2 separate regions of the Homo sapiens genome follow, and region 1 is linked to region 2. A link is an interaction called in ENCODE POLR2A ChIA-PET data of the cell type or tissue named here. Cell type or tissue: MCF 10A. All regions are shown on one strand. Each heading gives the region's core, and the rest is flanking DNA. Links, peaks and the distances in the headings are about the cores only.

Region 1 (2,919 bases), core at 281-2,780, 1.3 Mb before region 2:
AATTCTTGTTGGATCCTCACATTGCATAATATTTCTCATATTGGATTTATGTCAGTCTAATTCATTGACCATATTCCCCGAGGAATTGTTTTTTCCCCCTTACTCTTTGGAGTTGGAGACAACTTTTAGAGAAAAAAAAAAAAACAAACTTATCTGCTCTTCCTAATGAATCTTCCGGAAGACAGCAGAAGAAAAAAAATCCAACTCTACTAATGGACTTTAGAGTACTTGTGGTCGGTTTTCCTGAAAGAAAGGAATGGTAAAGTTGCAATGGGAAAGAGTCCTTTTTTCTGTGTGATGGAGTTTAATAGGGTCTAGTCTGTCTTAAATTATTCCTTGATGTTGCAATTACTTGGTTAAGGTAACCTTACTTATCTTCTTTATGGTATGTGCCTTTTTCAGACTTACACTTCACTGCATCATGAAATTGACAAAACTGTATCAGATATTCTAAATTGATAATTGGAGAACAGAGATGCTGTTTCATAATGCCGCAGTCACAAATAGGAGATACATAATGGACTCTTACTGCTAAGGATCTAACATGAATGTATGACTGGGATGATTGGTATATTCAGCAGAAGTGGAGGGAGACTATTTCCATGACTGAAAGCTAAAATCCAGTGAACTGAAAAAAAAAAAAAATCAGTGTGTGTAAAAGCAAGTATCTTGTGAGTTTCACATACTTATGGAGTATGATGGCTTTGAGAGAAACATTAGCTAGGTGTTGGTGACCTATTAATTGATTATGAGAAAACAGAGAGGAGAGTAGATAATGCTAGAAGAAAATTCCTCTCCTTGTGTGATATGCCAAGACATCTGGCAGATGTTATGTTGGGCCCTAAGGAATGGACAGTTTAATTTTAGCCCTTGCAAGGAAATGGGAAGTTCTAAGCTCTTTTAATAGCACAAGTCTTAGTTTGGGGAAGGTTGCTTACAAAAATAAGAAAGAAAGGAAAAGAGGCACTTAGTGTTATGTGGAAGAACTCTAGGGAGTAGGGAGTGAAAACTGAAGTTTCGGGGTGAGGAGCAAAAATATTATTTCTCATGCAGAAATTACCAAAATTATTTTAAAAGTGACAAATATGTACACTGTAAGTAAGGACTATTAGTTATTTAATATTCACCAGGCAGAACTTCCAACTTAGAAGCTAGTTGTTTTAGGCCCTAGATCATTTAGATGAAGTCTCCTCCTTCCACTTGCATTATACTGAAGAGGAAACTGGCACAAAGACATGAAGTGACTTGCACAAGGTCAGAAAGTTCAGTTGTAACCGAGCCAGGCCTAGAACTCAGGTCGGCCGACTCCAGCCTAGTGCCCTTTCCACTACCCCATTGCATTTGATTGTTGAGGGTTGTGAAATAGCTGCTCTCTTCTCCAGGGCCCACAGCTTTCTGAGAAACTCTGTACTCATACACTAGTGGGCAGGAGTATGGATTTTTCTTAGTTGGATTTAACACGTTGGGGAGCCCAGGGTTGAGCGTGGTTTCATTCATAGATCCAGAGCCCAATTTTGTTCATGTGACATTCAGTAAAGTGTTAGCTCCCGGGTTTGTAGCTGTACTTTTCTTTTCATCTTTCCTGCTCTCATCTCTCATTCCATCATCCAAGGGCTTGGGAGCCCTTCTCAAATGCCCTTCTTTGGAAGTTTGTGTGAGTCTATTGCAACTTACAATAGTGCCCACAATTGGACTCTGAGGATCTATTTTGCAACGTGGTGCAGATTTAAATTGGCTCCTTTCAGAGATGCCATTTTGTAATACTGATGAATGGCTGAGAGGGTGAAATCCAGTCTGAAACAATTACTGGTGGTTTTCCAATGTTCTTACTCATTCAAAATGTGCCCTCCGTGTATCTTCTTGGAGCCCAACTCTCTTGCAGACTAATGGCTAACCTTTTCCCATTTTCCCAGTATACATGAAATCATCCTTAAGATGACTTTTAACAACACAGACATTTAACCATGAGCAATGGGACAGTCCTGTAAGGAAGGGTGCAATGGGTTTCCACTTCTGTCTCTTCTTGGATGAGCAAAAGTGATTTTGTAAAGAAGAAGAGTGATGTTTGGAAGTTTCCACATTTTCTAAGCTCCTTCCAAACGAATGCATCAATTTTTAATCCAGGAGGCAGTCTGGAGAAGGTAGTGCTGGATGTGGACTTCTGGCAGAAACACAGTTAACGCTGTAAACAGTTGAACCTCAGTGTGGCACTCCTCCAAATGAGTTGACTGTCGAAAATAAAATGTTCCAGAAGAACTGGGAGAACAGGAAAGAAGTTAAAACAGCATGGTTTGCATGCCAGTACTAAAGGAAGAAAAAAAAGTTTGGGTTGGGAGGGCATTGGAGAGAAGATAATTGTAAGTTGAACTGTCTCTTGGATTTATAAGACCCAGGAGAAGTTTCCAAATGTGGGAAAATGGGTTTTTATGAATTTAGATTGTATTTGCAGTATGCTAGGAAGCTCTTTTGGATTTTTTTTTTCCCCTTGAACTTTGCATTTGGAGAACTGCACACACTGATAAAAGGGAAATCCATTGGAAGCAATTTGGATTTACATTTTGTGCTTGGAAATGCTATCATAAAATTTATCTTTTTTCTAAGTCCTCCTATTCTCATCAGCTGAAGCACGTACAGGATTTTTAAAGTGTTTGGATGTGTGATTCCAACACAAAGTTAATTATTTTCACGGCTTAGAAGGACAAAGGATAGAGTGGTGTGGTGTGAGGAGGTGCTAGTATTGTCACCTACAAATGCATTGCCTTTTACTTCTGGTGAGCACATTACTTGGTGTCTTCAAAGCATTCTTGCCTAATTCCTAGCTGGAGACATTTTTTCTTGAGTTATTCTTGGAGGGAAGGTTTTTTTTGTGTGCCAGGTCATGGGTATTTTGGTATTGATTTCCTTGCTTTCATGTGTTTG
Region 2 (2,919 bases), core at 174-2,673:
AATTGGAACATCTTTCTGTTTATGTCTTCCACCCACAAATGCAATGCCTTTGTCATCTTAACTAAACACTTATCACATACTGTGGCCATAACTTCTGCAGTTTAAGGTGTGACAGTAAAACCAGTGTGAATTTCTTTTTCCTTCCTCATTATTTCACTAATGGATTTGTTCTTACCATAGATATTAGTGATCTCAGTATGCAGTTTTTTTTTCTTTCTTCAATAAGTCAAGAACTTTCATTTTTTGGCTTCTCTTTGGCATATCCAAATTGCCGGCCTCATTACTCTTCCCCACTGGGGACATTATTAAGTAAAGTAAGGGTTACTTGAACACAAGCACTGCAATACCATGACAGTCAATCTGATCTCCAAGATGGCTAATAAGTGACTCATGGGCAGGTAGCTTACGCAGTGTGGATATGCTGAATAAAAAGACAATTCATGTCCCAGGTGGGACAGAGCAGGATGGTGCAAAATTTCATCAAGCTACTCAGAATGATAAACAATTTAAAACTTAGGAATTCTTTATTTCTGGATTTTCCGTTTCATATTTTTAGATCATTGTTGCCTGAAAGTAAAGGAAACCACAGAAATCAAAATCATGGAAAGGGAAATCTCAGATAAAAGGGAACCCCTGTAGGGTCATATTCATGTGTACCAAGAGTTGGGACTTCTGCATATCCTTTCAGAAGATAGAATTCAACTCCTAACAGCTCTCATTCACTTTTCAAGGCTCAGACTCCTAACAGTGGGAAATGCTCCCGGAGGCTGCAACCAGGTAGGACCTTTCCTTCCTCTGCTGTCCCAGGAATTGGTCTCCATCTTTTGATATTTGTACCGGGTTCCCTCATGTGGTAATTTGAAAGACATGACAGAGAAATCATGTGTGCAAGGAGAAGAAAATGTTACTTTGCACCCATAGGTACTCTTTTGTGCTTTGCATAGTCTCTCACAGATTACGGTTTCTGTAATCATTCTTTGGACTGACCTGAAACTGTGGAGGGATCTGGCCCCAGGAAGCCTCTGGAAGAATTCAGGATTGAATGATTGAATGGAAGCACCGGCACAAACTCACCACAGCTGGCCAGGAAAGCCCTGACCAACGGGCGTCCCCAGGTCCCTCTGTGGTGTGTGCTTCAGCCTGCTGCCAGCTGAGGAGTGTCCCCCGACTGATTTCTCCGGATAGAGCTGAATCCAGAAAGCAGGCTGTTCAAGAGAGGCATGTGGCTTGGCTGAGTCAGGCCCACTTCCTTTCCCCAGTCTGGTATTTATGGCTCCCTGCAGCAGCCTAGTTGGCAGGTCTGGACTGCTTCTCCACCTACATTCCTAAGCCACACTGCTTGGCCAAGATGCATACCTGCAGCCTGGCCTCCAGTGTTGGACAGTGTTTGTGGGAGTCTTGCTGCTCCTTGGGAGATCAGCACCTGGTGGCTGGGAGCGAATTTTGGATACCTGCAAAGCCTCCAAGTTGCAGCCATTATTTTAGCCCAGGCCACAGGGCAGGAGGACTTTATCATATAGAATGCATCAGAATGAATACACCGGTGTTCCAGATCCCAGTTCTGTCCTTTAGGGAAGGCTGTGGCCTCAAACAGGTCATACGCCTCTCTAACCCACTGTGATTGATCTCATGTTGAAAATGGGTTCATTGGCAATTTCCTTGCAGCATTACTAGAAGGCAGCTTGGTGGTAAAGGACAAGTGTTCTAGAATCAAGCAGCCTAAATTCAAACTCAGGCCACAAACTTGGAGCAAATCACTTAATTCATCCAGCTTTAGTCGTCTCAGCTGGAAAACTGTACTTGTTTCCTACGCCATGCTAACAAATTGTCATAAGTTTGGTGGCTTAAAATACGCACACTTATTTGCTTACAGTTATGGAGGCCAGAAGCTCGAAGTCAGCTTTACTAGGCTGAAACAAAGGCATTGGCAGGGCTGTGCTCTCTCCAGAGGCTCTAGGGAGAGTCCATTTACTGGTCTTTTTCAGCTTCTAGAGCTGCATTCCTCGAATTATGGCCATTCCATCCACCTTCAAAGCCAGGAGTGTAGCATAGCATGTTCAGATCTCTCTCTGCTTCCATCATCACAGCATCTTCAGCATTCGGTGTCAAATCTCCCTCTGCCTGCCTCTTTTTTTTTTTTTTTTTTTTTTTTTTTTTTGAGATAGAGTTTCACTCTTGTTGCCCAGCTGGAGTGCAATGGTGCAATCTCAGCTCATTGCAACCTCCCTTGAACCTCCCAGGTTCAAGCGATTCTCCTGCCTCAGCCTCCCAAGTAGCTGGAATTACAGGCCTACACCACCACACCCAGCTAATTTTTTGTATTTAGTAGAGATGGGGCTTTACCATGTTAGTCAGGCTGGTCTCAAACTCCTGACCTCAGGTGATCCACCTGCCTCGGCCTCCCAAAGTGCTGGGATTACAGCTGTGCGCCACCATGCCTGGCTTCTGCCTCCCTCTTCTAAGGACACCTGTGATTTCACTTACCGCTCACCAGGATAATCTCTCTATCTCCAAATCCTTCACTTAATCACACCTGTGAAGTCTCTTTTGCCACCTAAGGTGACATTTACAGATTCCAGGAATTAGAACCTGGCTGTCTTTGAGGACCATTATTAGGTCTATAACAACAACATTAAAAATATGTATCAACCAATACAGCATGACACAGATCCCTCAGCATGGTCCTCTGCTTTCCTGCCTCATGAGATGGGCAGAGACCACTTAGGGAGCTCACATTAGCAGCATTTACTAACCAGGTTTCAACTATTTCAATATTTTAACAACCAGGCATACCACCTAAATATGAACACTGCTATTAGTAAATGCCTCAGAGAGCAATTGTCATGATTAGATGCCACAATCCATGTCAAGAATACTAAGCACAATGCCTGGCATACAGTAAATGCTTAAGAAATGCTA

What was found. ChIA-PET counts read pairs that join two places held together with the same protein. Peaks named below come from ENCODE experiments on the same cell type or tissue, not always from the same donor. Only the 100,000 strongest peaks of a DNase experiment are listed, where the experiment ranks them.
Region 1: POLR2A ChIA-PET joins it to region 2 with 6 read pairs; 1 of 35 experiments calls an interaction of 5 or more read pairs at or near these places.

The regions. Positions count from the first base shown.
Region 1 is chr9:106,867,444-106,870,362 of GRCh38, forward strand. All of the region lies in intron 1 of ZNF462 (zinc finger protein 462), which reads left to right. Among named protein-coding and RNA genes, the nearest start is that of ZNF462, 5.7 kb to the left of the region's middle. In MCF 10A, for the core only: no CTCF peak of the experiment used is centred there; DNase peaks (open chromatin) are centred at 1,288 and 1,758.
Region 2 is chr9:108,183,815-108,186,733 of GRCh38, forward strand. All of the region lies in intron 4 of LOC105376214 (a long non-coding RNA gene), which reads right to left. Among named protein-coding and RNA genes, the nearest start is that of ACTL7B, 670 kb to the right of the region's middle. In MCF 10A, for the core only: no CTCF peak of the experiment used is centred there; a DNase peak (open chromatin) is centred at 1,307.